Regions from separate parts of the Homo sapiens genome. Here all the other regions are linked to region 2. The links are chromatin contacts, found by Hi-C or POLR2A ChIA-PET in ENCODE. All regions are on one chromosome and are shown on one strand. Each heading gives the region's core, a stretch centred on a gene start or an enhancer-like site at or near the end of the contact. The rest is flanking DNA. Distances are from core to core; before and after follow the strand shown. Region 1 has its middle 28 kb from the start of ART5. Region 2 holds the start of NUP98 (nucleoporin 98 and 96 precursor). Region 3 holds the start of ART5 (ADP-ribosyltransferase 5).

Region 1 (3,694 bases), core at 863-3,362, 180 kb before region 2:
ATACATATTGCCAGTGGGAATGTAAAATAGTGCAACTGATTGGAAAACAGTTTGGCAGTTTCTCAAAATGTTTATATAGAGTTACCATATGACCTAGCAGTTCAGCTCCTAGGTGTTTATGTCCAAAGAATTGATAACAGGTGTTCACACGAAAACTTAACGGGCAAATGTTCAAAGCAGCATTATTCATAATAGCCAAAAAATTGAAACAACCCAAATGTCTATCAGCTGATAAATAAAATGTGGTGTAGCTATACTGTGGAATATTACTCAGCCATCAAAAAGGAATATAGTACTAATACCTGCTCCAACATGGATGAACCTTGTAACCATACTAAGTGTAAGAATTCAGTCACAAAAGACCATATATTGTATGATTTCATGTCCAGAATAGGCAATTCCAAACCACTAAAGTAGATTAGCAGTTGCCAGAGTCTGGTTTGGGGTTTCTTTTCTTTTTCTTTTTCTTTTTCTTTTTTTTTTTTTTGAGACGGTGTCACGCTCTGTCGCCCAGGCTGGAGTGCAGTGGCACAATCTCGGCTCACTGCAACCTCCACCTCCTGGTTCAAGCCATTCTCCTGCCTCAGCCACCCAAGTAGCTGGGACTACAGGTGTATGCCACCACACCCAGGTAATTTTTGTGTTTTCAGTAGAGATGGGGTTTTGCCATGTTGGCCGGGGTGGTCTTGAACTCCTGACCTCAGGTGATCCACCTGCCTTGGCCTCCCAAAATTCTGGGATTACAGGCGTGAGGCACTGCGCCCAGCCTGGGTTTGGGGTTTCTTTTGGGGGTAATGAAAATGTTCTGGAATTACATGGTTGTGATTACACAACTCTGTCAATACAGGGTTTTGAATTGAATTTATATATATATAAACAATTGAAACAATTGAATATGTATGTGTGTGTGTGTGTATATATATATATATATATATATTTTTTTTTTTTTTTTTTTTTTTTTTTTGAGACGGAGTTGTGCTTTTCACCCATTCTGGAGTGCAGTGGCATGATCTCGGCTCACTGCAACCTCAGCCTCCCAGGTTCAAGCTGTTCTCCTGCTGCAGCCTCCCAAGCTGGGTCTACAGGTGCGCATCACCACACCCAGCTAATTTTTGGTTTTTGTTTGTTTGTTTTTTGAGATGGAGTTTTGCTCTTGTTGCCCAAACTGGAATGCAATGGCACAATCTCAGCTCACCGCAACCTCTGCCTCCTGGATTCAAGCAATTCTCCTGCCTCAGCCTCTTGAGTAGCTGGGATTACAGGTGCCCGCCACCACGCCCAACTAATTTTTGTATTTTTAGTAGAGACAGGTAAATGTTGGCCAGGCTGGTCTCGAACTCCTGACCTCAGGTGATCTGCCTGCCTCGGCCTCCCAGAGTGCTGGGATTACAGGTGTGAGCCACCATGCCTGGTCTTGAATTTATATTTTTAAAGAGTGAGTTTTATGGTATGTGTACTATATTTCAATTAAAAAATAATAACCCAAGGGCAGTAATAGAATCTCTGTTCTCAGATGTTCAAAGGTTAAATGTCTTCCCTCAAGTCTGGTATATCAGGTGGGAAAACCAGGACCCCAACCCAGGGTTTCTAGGTCTATGTTAACTCTTCTACATTATTTTTGCTCTGATTTCAGGCTCCTTCAGCCCTTATGGCCTCTTACTAATAGCTGGTCTTTAACTGTTCTTTCTCACAGGCCTTTATCCAACTCTAATTCTTGGCCAAACAGGAGGGAGACAGCAAGAGCATGGCAAAAAAAAAACAGCACCGACCCCAGGCCCAAAGCAGTGGTGGCCAGGATAGTGGACAGTGCCCGATTTGTGCAGGTAAGATGCTTGGGCACAGGGAGTTGTTGTATGACAACTAGGCATTCCTTGAGGGAGGAATAGGAGATCTGGGGGTACTGCCAAGAAACATTTGAATTTGGAGTGCTGGCTTCTGTCATCTCTGCAGCTCTCAGGTGTGGAACTGTATTTTTAGTCAAGTGTAATTCAAGACAAGTGTGTACTGAGCACAGTGTGCCAGCTAAGCTGAGGAAGGGACATGGGCCCTGCCCTCAGGAGAAGAATGAAACCAAGCAATGTAAAACACGATCGGAGAGGGCCTAGAATTTCCTTCGTAACTTTTTCCTACGTGTCCAAATGCTGGTTCCTCTTTCAGTCTCTGTTCAAACGGTTCTACTTTGCCAAGTGTTCTCTTATCTGCCCAGATCATCTCCCGCAACTGAGCTTCTGCAGGATTATCTGATTCCCTTGGACTTAGCACTTCTCACTGTCTGCTGTGTATCAGTGTTATTTGTCTTCACAGCTTATACAGACTTCTTGGGGTGACATCCTGCCTGGGAGCAGGCCGTTTTGTTTACCTCCTTCTCTCCCCCATAGGTTCCTTCAGGATTGAGATTCTTCCCCAGCATGCTGCCACTTGTGGAGAGACCTCCCCACCTCACCCAGCTTCTCCCTCCTCATCATCATCTTCGTCCCAGTCTGTACTGTGGGTGTCCTCCCCAGAAAGTTCACCCCCTGTCTCCTGGGTTCCGTGCCCTATCTGCCAGTTGCGGTTCTCAGCAAGAGAAGTAGAAGAGCATGCCAGCATATGTGGGGACTTCCCTCAGGCGTGAGCCATGAGGTCCTGTGGTTTTGCCCCACCCTCTGTGACAGACTGGGACTGAATCGCTTGACAGCTGAGAAGAGCCGCTGAGGCCAAAGCTCCCTCTCTCCTCCTCTCCACTCATTCCCTCAGGACTCTGCCTGAGGGCACCTCTGTGCCTAGCCTGATCCCCATTCCCAGTTGTCAAGGCTTCTGTGACCATGGCACCTGATTCTCCTAAGGCCAGCTCTGTTCTTTTCCCCCTTGGAAGTCTCCTTGGAACTTTTGGGCCTTGGGACACCATCCAGAATGTCTTTCCCTCTGTGAGTGGTGCACATTCTCATGCCCATTTTCCTGAAAGGAAAACCGAGGCCCAGTGAAGAGCAAACGCTGCCTGACAGATAAAATCCTGTGGTGTGCTGGGAATGTGCGTGTGGATTTTGAGCACGAGGCTGACATCCAGCAACCCATGAACCGAGCTCTCAGTCTCCTTTGTGGGCTCCTGTCCTGGGCATAATCAGGTAATGGTGATGTGTGTGACACTAAGCAAGTTATTTATTTTAGCATCCAGAATTAACTGAGAGAAAAAAATCTCCCATCCTCCCGCTCACAGAGCTATGATAGGGACCAGATGGGTTAATGACTAAGGAGTAGTTACTAGGCTTGACTGTGGAACCTTGGGCATATCCCATTCCTTATCTACACAAGGAGGTGATTGGACCAGAAGGTGTCAAAGATTCCCTCAAGCTGTGATATTCCAAATTCTGTTCCCACCTTCTTTGAGCAAATATGTCTTCTCTTCCCTTTCCCAGAAGATTTCACTGTGTGGCACTAACACCGGTTCCCCTGGTCCCCAGGGTACAGAGCAGAGGGGGAGCAGCTGGTCCTGCAAAGAGAGGGCCCAGGTCAGAGTTTTGAATAGATAGAAAAGAGGGTGCTAGGCACAGTCAGGGAGAAGACTGAGCAGGAGTTCAGTCCTTCGGTTCCTGTCAGCACAGGTGCCAGCATAGGTGGGCACAGCCATGGACCCCATCACGGTAAGAAGCCTGCTCCCCTACCTTCTCCCATTCTGCTCCCATTTCTACCCATGAATAAAAGAAAAGATTGGCCC
Region 2 (3,846 bases), core at 549-3,048:
AATGCCAAGAAAAGCTTCCCAGAAGAGGGTGATGCCTGAACTGAGAAAATGTCACGGAAAACATACCCTGTTCACGCTTTACTATTTAGACTACGGTTCTCTTCTGCACTACTAGTTCTGAGTTTATGCTTTGTCATCTATACAAGAACAAAGTAACAATCTTACTGATGTGTACAGAACCAAGTGTCAACTAATTCAATTTCATCAAATCTGAAGAGTCAAAAAGAATAATTTTACCCAAGTATTTCCCAGTACCTTTATCCTGTCCAACCTCTAGTTTTGGTTTTTAAATACCCTAACTTCCTCCACCAGGTAAACATACTGTAACCCAGTTAACTCGAGTTTCTTTTCGAATTTGTAAGACCGTCACAGGGAATGATCACTGCTCTCTTTTTGCTCTTTATTCCAGTTAGCTTCTTCCTCCAAAACGGAGTTTTATTTCCTCACCTTATTCTACTATAATACTTCACTTTGAATTCTGTACCTGAAAGGAGCCATGAGTTCCGAGGTACAACTACTACAAACGGACTCCTACCTGGCTTTCTAAGTCTTATCAATATTTCCTGCTTTCTATTCCAGTACTGTTATAAATCCCTAACTGACTCCGAGTCCTCATCAGCTGACACAAGTCAAAAAATTCAGATTTAGAAAGGGAAACAATGGCTTGTAGTTTTACCGATTTGTTTCCGATACATAACAACGCTGACGTTCTTTAACCATCTTCTAAGTTTAGTTCTCAAGCTCTAGGTTAGGGTACCACTAACGAAGCTTCCACCTTACCCGTGAACAGAGCTGGTAGCAACTAAACGGAAAACGCTGTGAAGACTACATCTACGTTTAGCTACCTAATGTCCATGCCGCACCGACCTCCTAAAGGGAATTCTTAATAATGGGAGACTGAAATATCCAGGGAGGGTGAGGTAGTAGAAAACTGTTTAGACTGTCAAAAATCTGGCATTGGCTAATCCTGCCTGTTACTCCGGGCCTCGGTTTCCCCATCTACAAAACTGATGTAAGGTAGGGGGATTGACTTAAACAATTTCTAAAGTCCTTATGGCTATAGTAATCCAGAAACTCAATCTGTCTCCTCATCTGGCTTTACACTGAACACGTGGGAAAATAGAAAAGAACCTTTTGCTCCACCGAACCGACTCCTATTCTCAGATATTATCTTAAAAATCTCCCAAACTTCGGACTCACCCTAATCCTCGGGGTGCCCACTTCCCTTATGGAGAAGCCAAGGCAAATAAAGCCCAGTCCCACATGACGGTCAAGGAAGTGCGGGGCAGACCGTATTCAGGGTTTCAAGGCGCTGACCCCGGAAAGGCCAGCCCACCGTGGGGTCCTTACACCACTGAATGAATGAGTACAACCAGACAGACACCCACTCGCGTGGGCAGCAACTGGAGACCTCCAGGCCTAGACCCCACTGATGTCCATTCTCTCCCAGGGCCTCCAAAGCCGGGCCTCCCGGGCTCCGGGCCCCCGGGTCCTCAGCACCGCCCCTCTCTCAGGCCAGAAGGTGCGCGCAGCGGCGCTAGACTTCGAAGCGGAGAGGCCCTGAGACGCCCCGCGCGTCCGCCCGCCCGGAAGGGGGGAGAAACCTGCCGGTCTCGGCCGCTGCAGCTCGGGCTCCCGACTTACCGCGGTTCGGTGGGGAAGGGGAAGTGTCAGGAGTCCCCTGCTGCCACCCGCCGCTCACAGAGCAGCGCGCGGCCCCCACGAAACCGTCGCCGCCGCCGCTACCACCCCTGCCACCGACCGCCGCTTCGGGCGCAGCGCGCAGAGGGCCCGACTGCGTCACACGCCGCCCGGCGTCAGAGGCTCGTTGCGGACGCTCCGCCCTCGCCGTCCGCGAATTGGTGGACGCGGCCGCCACTCTGGGTCGACCCTGTTATTCATTGGGCAACGCGTCTTTTGAAACCGAACTGAAGGGGGAAGGGGCGAGAGGGAAGAGGAGGGGCAGAAGGAGTTCGGGGAGGCACAGGGTAGGAGCGGTGAGAGGGCCGTGGAGTCCCGCCCCTCGCCGCCGCGGTTGGCGGGAGCGTGTCGTGACGTCACACAGGGCCTCTCGAAGTGGGCTTGTGAATGGCTAGATTGGGAAGCACCGGCGGGGTGTCGGGAAGGGTGGTGACGCAACATAGAGACTCCGCCCCCTTCCTTGGAGCGCCGCGACTCGGGCTGAGGGAGCTCGGGCCAATCAGAGGGACGGCCCCAGAATGGCATGGTAACTATTCGACCCTTTCCTTGCCCCGGTCCGCCGGCGCTGCTGGGAAGGCTTCCTAGTCTCTCTGCCCGCACTTCCCGCCCAGACCACGTGCGGAGCCTGAGGGCCCTCTTGGAAGGTCTGTCTGTCCAAAGAGTTTGCCCGAGGCTTCTTCAGGGCCCTAAATCCTGACCCTATTCTCTCCTGACCCATGCTCGCCCCAGCACTTTCTTTCCCTCCCTGAATTTCTAGGATGGACATTAGGAGCATTAGAGATGCCCTAAGGGACTGGCCCACCAAAGGGCCTGGTACAAATGAGGATTGTTGGAACGTCTTTCCCAGCTGCACGTGGAGAACCCCTAATTCTTTTTTTTTCTTTTTCTTTTGAGATGAAGTCTCGCGTTGTCGCCTAGGGTGGAGTGCATTGGCGCAATCTCGGCTCACTGCAACCTCTGCCTCCCGGGTTCAAGCGATTCTCCCGCCTTAGCCTCCCAAGTAGCTGGGATTACAGGCGTCCGCCACCAGGCCCAGCTAATTTTTGTATTTATAGTAGAGACGGGGATTTCACTGTGTTGGTCAGGCTGGTCTCGAACTCCTGATCTCAAGTGATCCACCCGCCTCGGCCTCCCAAAGTGCTGGGATTACAGACGTGAGCCACCTCGCCCATGAACTAATTTTTTTTTTTTTTTTTGAGATGGAGTCTTGCTCTGTCTCCTCTTTCTCCCAGGCTGGAGTGCAGTGGCACGATCTCGGCTCACTGCAATCTCCGCCTCCCAGGTACAAGAGAGTCTCCTGTCGTAGCCTCCCGAGTAGCTGGGATTACAGGCACTCGCCGCCGCGCCCAGCTGATTTTGTATTTTTAGTAGAGATGGGGTTTCACCATGTTGGCCAGGCTGGTCTCGAACTCCGGAACTCAGGTGATCCGCCCGCCTCGGCCTCCCACAGTGCTGGCCTTACAGGCGTGAGCCACCGCGCCCAGCCGAACCCCTACTTATTCTTAAAGGACGGGTATTTCAAATGTTCCCATCTTCTCAGTGATACATTTGCCAAGCTTTCACAGCGAGTTGAGCTAATGCTTGGGCAGGCCTCTGTTAAAGCCTTGTCACTTTGTATCCTATTATTTACCCTCGGTTTTCTGTGCCTTGGGCTCTTCTTGGAAGTCCTTCTGGGGCCTAGCCCATTAGCAGAAAACTGATATTACAAGAGTGAAAGGTGGGCATTTTCTAGAAACTAGACCTGTTTAGTGACTGAGAGTCTCATAGCAGGAACTGTGCGCAGAAAGCAAAGCGTATACTGGCCGGGCTGGTGGCTCATGCCTGTAATCCCAGCACTTTGGGATGCTGAGGCGGGCAGATTATTTGAGGCCAGGAGTTCGAGACCAGCCTGGCCAACATGATGAAACCCTGTCTCTACTAAGAATACAAAAATTGGTCAAGCATGGTGGTGGGCACCTATAATCCCAGCTGCTTCTCGGTTTGCTGAGGCACGAGAATGGCTTGAACCAGGGAGGCGGAGATTACAGTGAGTGGAGATCCTGCCACTGCGCTCCAGAGTGATCTCAAAAAAAATTTTTAAAAAACCTCCACCACTACTCCTTTGTGAGACATGAATGCAAAATTGAACTGGGCTTTTACCTAAAA
Region 3 (4,104 bases), core at 950-3,449, 160 kb before region 2:
GGCCTGTATAGGGGCCCCAAAGCAAGTTGTTAGAGAGAAGAGGGTGGCATTACCAAATCTGTGGGCCACTGCCTTATCCAGGGAGCTGGAGGCAAACTGGCCCAAGCGGACAGAGTCTCCCAGCCTCTTGGGTTCAAAGCGAAGGCTGCCCACACCTCGGAACACCACCTCCCCAGGTCCCCTGCTGCAGCCCCCACTGCCTCGCAGCAGCTGCAGGGCCCGGATCAGGTAGAAATGCAGGGCCTTGAAGGGAAAGTGCCTCATGTAGAGCTCCCGGGAGCCTCCGCCCGTCCGCACGGCCTGATTCAACTCCCAGTACAAGGTGTTCGATGAGTTGGTGTAGACCATAATGGCTATTCCATTCTGGGCTTTGAAGCCAGGGGGCAAGGTAAGCCCTCGACGCTTGTCCTCCCAGGTCTCCTGGGCTGCCTCCCAGGATTCCCGCAGCAGGGCATGGTGGGCCATTTCCTCCTTTAGCAGGGGGGCTGCCTTCTCCTCCATCTCCTCTGCACAACCCACATAGGTATCGTCAAAGGTGTCTGGAGCCAGGCCCAGGGGCAGGATGGGAACAGCCTGGGCCTGTGGAGCAAAAGAGGTGCCACACCGAAAAGAGCATAAGTTCAGAGCACTGGACATGGGTCCTGGGGGCAAACCCATCCAGAAACACAGAATCTCATTTCTATCCCTAAATATCAGGTATATGCAATTTGGCAAGGGCCCAATAAGAGGCTTAAATAACACAGGCACTGGAGTCAGTCAGACATGGACTGAAATCTTTTTTTTTTTTTTTTTTTTTTGATGGAGTCTTGCTCTGTTGCCCAGGCTGGAGTGCAGTGGTGAGATCTCGGCTCACTGCAAGCGCCACCTCCCAGGTTGGAGTGATTCTCCCACCTCAGCCTCCCAACTAACTGGGATTACCTGTGCATGCCACCATGCCTGGCTAATTTGTTTTTGTGTTTGTTTCTTTGAGACGAAGTCTCGCTCTGTTGCCCAGGCCGGAGTACAATGGCACGATCTTGGCTCACTGCAACCTCTGCCTCCCGGGTTCAAGCAATTCTCCTCTCTCAGCCTCCCAAGTAGCTAGGATTACAGGTGCGCAATACCACGCCCAGCTAATTTTTTGTATTTTTAGTAGAGACAGGGTTTCACCATGTTGGTCAGGCTGGTCTCGAACTCCTGACCTCAAGTGATCCACCAGCCTCAGCCTCCCAAAGTGCTGGGATTACAGGAGTGAGCCACCGCGCGCAGGCTGAAATCTTGACTTTACCACCTATTAGCTGTGAGGCCTTGGGCAAGTGTCATAACTTTTCTGGACTTGAGGATACTTCCAACCTCACAGTTATTATGAAGACAGCATAAAGAGCATTACTTCTGTACAACCTAAAAGGGGTCATCCTGTCATTAGAAAGGTTCTTGCAGTCGGTGGGAGGTGGGACTAGATGACTATCAAGCACTTTTCCGGCTGTAAGATCTGGCAGGCAGGTGATGTGCAAATATTACACACAGCCAGTGTCCAGCTGCCTAACCCCCAGCCCCATTCTCCTCGGGCTCTCTTTCCCTCTCATCCAGCAGGAAGCCCTTGCAGGTAGGTGCTCAGCCACCACACCAAATCACTGTGAGCTCTGAGACGCCTGAGTCCTCCCCTGCTCTGTACCCACATTTGGGGTAGGGGTGGTGGGGAGGCCAAGCCTTGGTTGGGACGGGCTGCCAGGACTGCAGCACACAGGTAACCCAAGGAGGCTTTGCCGGGCTGTGCCTGCGCTGGGAGATGAGAGGTGGGGAGGAGAACGTTGGAGGCATCCAGAGAGGGATGGAGATGGGGGTTCTAGGAGACAGAATGGGAACTTGGGGCTCCCTGCAGAGATGGAGGTTCCTGAGAGGAAGAGAGTTAAGAGTGGAATCCTAGGGAAGAGTCCCTGGGAGAGGGATGTGAGGAGTCAGCCCCGGGTCCACTTCCTCAGGGTCTGTCCCTTAATGTCCCCCTTGGGGCTAGGAGATGGTTCCTGGAGTTACCTGCCAGGTGTGGAGGCCGAGGCTGCCGAGGGCGATCATCAAAGCCGCCAGCGCCATCCCTGGAGGAGACGTGAGGGCCAGGGGTCCGGGTGAGGGCGGGACCAGAGGTGCTGGAGTCCTGGTTTCGAGGGGCTGGAGGCAGATCTGGACCCTGTCTCCAGGCGCACGGGATCCCGGGTCCAGGATTAGGGCCCCGGCGGGGCGTGGGCGGGGCCTGGGAGTTTATTGCCCGCCCCCCGCCCCAAGTCTCCGCCCCCGACTCCCCACACCCCTTCCTCAGAGCCTCCAGTCTGGGGACCTTTCCGAGACTGTAAAGGCGGGGCCGCAGTTTGGCTCCGCCTGAGAGGGGAGGGCCGGGGGCGGAGGACCCACTTGAAGGCTGCGGAAGCCGCCAGCGGGAGGGAGCGCCGAGGGCTCTGGCGGGCGCTGCGCTGTCCCCGGAGGAGTCCGGAGTCCGGCTGAAAGCAAAGGTTCTCGAGGCTAACTGTAGCCCCCGCGCTGGTAACCCGACACCCCTTTCCCAGCGCCGCACGCGGGGCCGGGAGCGGGCGCGCCAGGGCAGGGACTGAGGAGCAATTCCCTTTCTCAAGGCCTGCGGGGTCTTTCTGCGGGACCCTCTTTGGCTGTGAGTGATGGGGAGGAAACTTGTGAGACTCGGCCTCTCCCTCAGGCGGGCCCTGACCCGGTCGGCCCCTGGTCCCCGGCCCACCAGGCCAGGGGCCCCGCGGGGGTCCCGCCGGCCGAGAGGTCGCCCCCGGAGCACTGCGATTTGCATACAGTTTGCATTTGGCCCACACCCTGGGCCACGTGCTCCAGCATCTGAGCAGCGCCCACTCCCTGCCTGCTCTGGGCCCTCTCCCCATTCGCCTTCAGTGGGGTTGGGCCAGAGACAGAGCCCTTGGTCGCAGATCCACAGGGTCCGGTCTCGCCCCTCCCCCAGACCGCTCTCGTGGCCGCTCAGACTCAGGTGACCCATGTTTGTAAACACTGGCCTTTCCCCCACCTCCTCTGGGCTTATCTATAAATAACCTGGCTCTGAGTTTTGGATGCCCCGTCAGAGGTCATGGGAGAAGGGGCCAGCGGAGGAATTGGTAACTCAGGGAAGAGCTTCCTAGCAGCCAGAGCCAGGAGGAGGTGGGGTTGTCACCCCTCCTTCCCCCAGCGGCCGGAGGGTCGCCGAAAGCTAGGATTTGAGAAATGCTGCCTGCTGGGGCTGAGGTGGGCACGAAAGATTAGAGCTACCCAAAGGAATCCATCCTGGTCTGGCTCATTAATTTTCCCCATCCCTGTCCCCCCATCCCCTCAGAGTGTCAGCCAAATAAAAAGTTTCCTCCACCTAGAATCCTGCTATCTCCCAGAATCCTTTCTGTAGACCAAACGGGAAGACATACGGTGGGTCCAGGCTTGGAGGAGGGTGGGGAGGGAGGTGCTTCTGAGTGCTTGTTAGAAAAACAGCTCCAGGGCAGGGCGCAGTGGCTCCCGCCTGTAATCCCAGCACTTTGGGAGGCTGAAGTGGGAGGATCACGAGGTCAGGAGTTCGGGACCAGCCTGGCCAACAAAGATTAGCCGGGCGTGGTGGCAGGGGCCTGTAATCCCAGCTACTTGGGTGGCTGAGGCAGGAGAATCGCCTGAAACCGGAAGGTGGAGATTGCAGTGAGCTGAGATGGAGCCACTGCACTCCAGCCTGGGCAAAAGGGCGAAACTCCATCTCAAAAAAAAAAAAAAAGAAAAAAGAAAGAAAGAAAGAAAAACAGCTCCAGGACAAGTTCTTTTGCCCCCTTCTATGAGTCTAGCCATCCCAAAGCCCTCCCAGATTCTAAAATAAGGAATCATCCTACCGTTTCCCATCATGGTGAAAAACAGCATTTGCCTATATATCCTGCCTGCCCACTCTCTGGAGGAAGTTGAGTGTTTGCAGTTGCTTGAAAAGATACCACCTGAGGACAGCTTGGCCTGCTGGGATGACCCGAGACCAGATGTATTGGAATCACTGCTTTGTCCCTCTCCACCCTCTGGCTTTGGGGGATTGCTTCTCCCATCCCAGGACCTGGAACCCAAAATAAGGCCCCAAGAGATGGATTCAAATCTAGT

Evidence for each region. A loop is a pair of places that touch in the nucleus more often than their neighbours do. ChIA-PET counts read pairs that join two places held with the same protein, here RNA polymerase II (POLR2A). Pooled maps may share reads with other maps.
Region 1: a map of gastrocnemius medialis shows a loop between it and region 2 (2.2-fold over the local background). The contact joins the enhancer-like site here to the promoter of NUP98 in region 2. A Hi-C loop is called at or near these places in 1 of 168 maps with a recorded cell type or tissue (gastrocnemius medialis) and 11 of 50 pooled maps. POLR2A ChIA-PET finds 5 or more read pairs at or near these places in 1 of 52 experiments (HEK293).
Region 3: a map of gastrocnemius medialis shows a loop between it and region 2 (8-fold over the local background). The contact joins the promoter of ART5 here to the promoter of NUP98 in region 2. A Hi-C loop is called at or near these places in 1 of 168 maps with a recorded cell type or tissue (gastrocnemius medialis), 1 of 37 single-sample maps with no recorded cell type and 10 of 50 pooled maps. POLR2A ChIA-PET finds 5 or more read pairs at or near these places in 1 of 52 experiments (GM12878).

Annotation. Positions count from the first base shown.
Region 1 is chr11:3,612,204-3,615,897 of GRCh38, forward strand. It overlaps the pseudogene XNDC1CP. Among named protein-coding and RNA genes, the nearest start is that of ART5, 28 kb to the right of the region's middle. RefSeq lists an enhancer at 3,333-3,694. Within about 2 kb of position 2,113, at least 5 of the 41 ENCODE cell types and tissues checked have a DNase peak (open chromatin) inside an H3K27ac peak, as active enhancers do; they include gastrocnemius medialis, where a contact is called at or near this core.
Region 2 is chr11:3,795,756-3,799,601 of GRCh38, forward strand. It overlaps NUP98 (nucleoporin 98 and 96 precursor), which reads right to left and starts at 1,799. Exons shown (of 33, transcript NM_016320.5): 1 at 1,645-1,799. It also overlaps a transcript of PGAP2 not described here. RefSeq lists silencers at 1,476-1,565, 1,646-1,815.
Region 3 is chr11:3,639,793-3,643,896 of GRCh38, forward strand. It overlaps ART5 (ADP-ribosyltransferase 5), which reads right to left and starts at 2,200. Exons shown (of 4, transcript NM_053017.5): 1 at 2,014-2,200; 2 at 1-579. The coding sequence starts at 2,070. RefSeq lists an enhancer at 1,907-2,620 and a silencer at 2,760-2,809.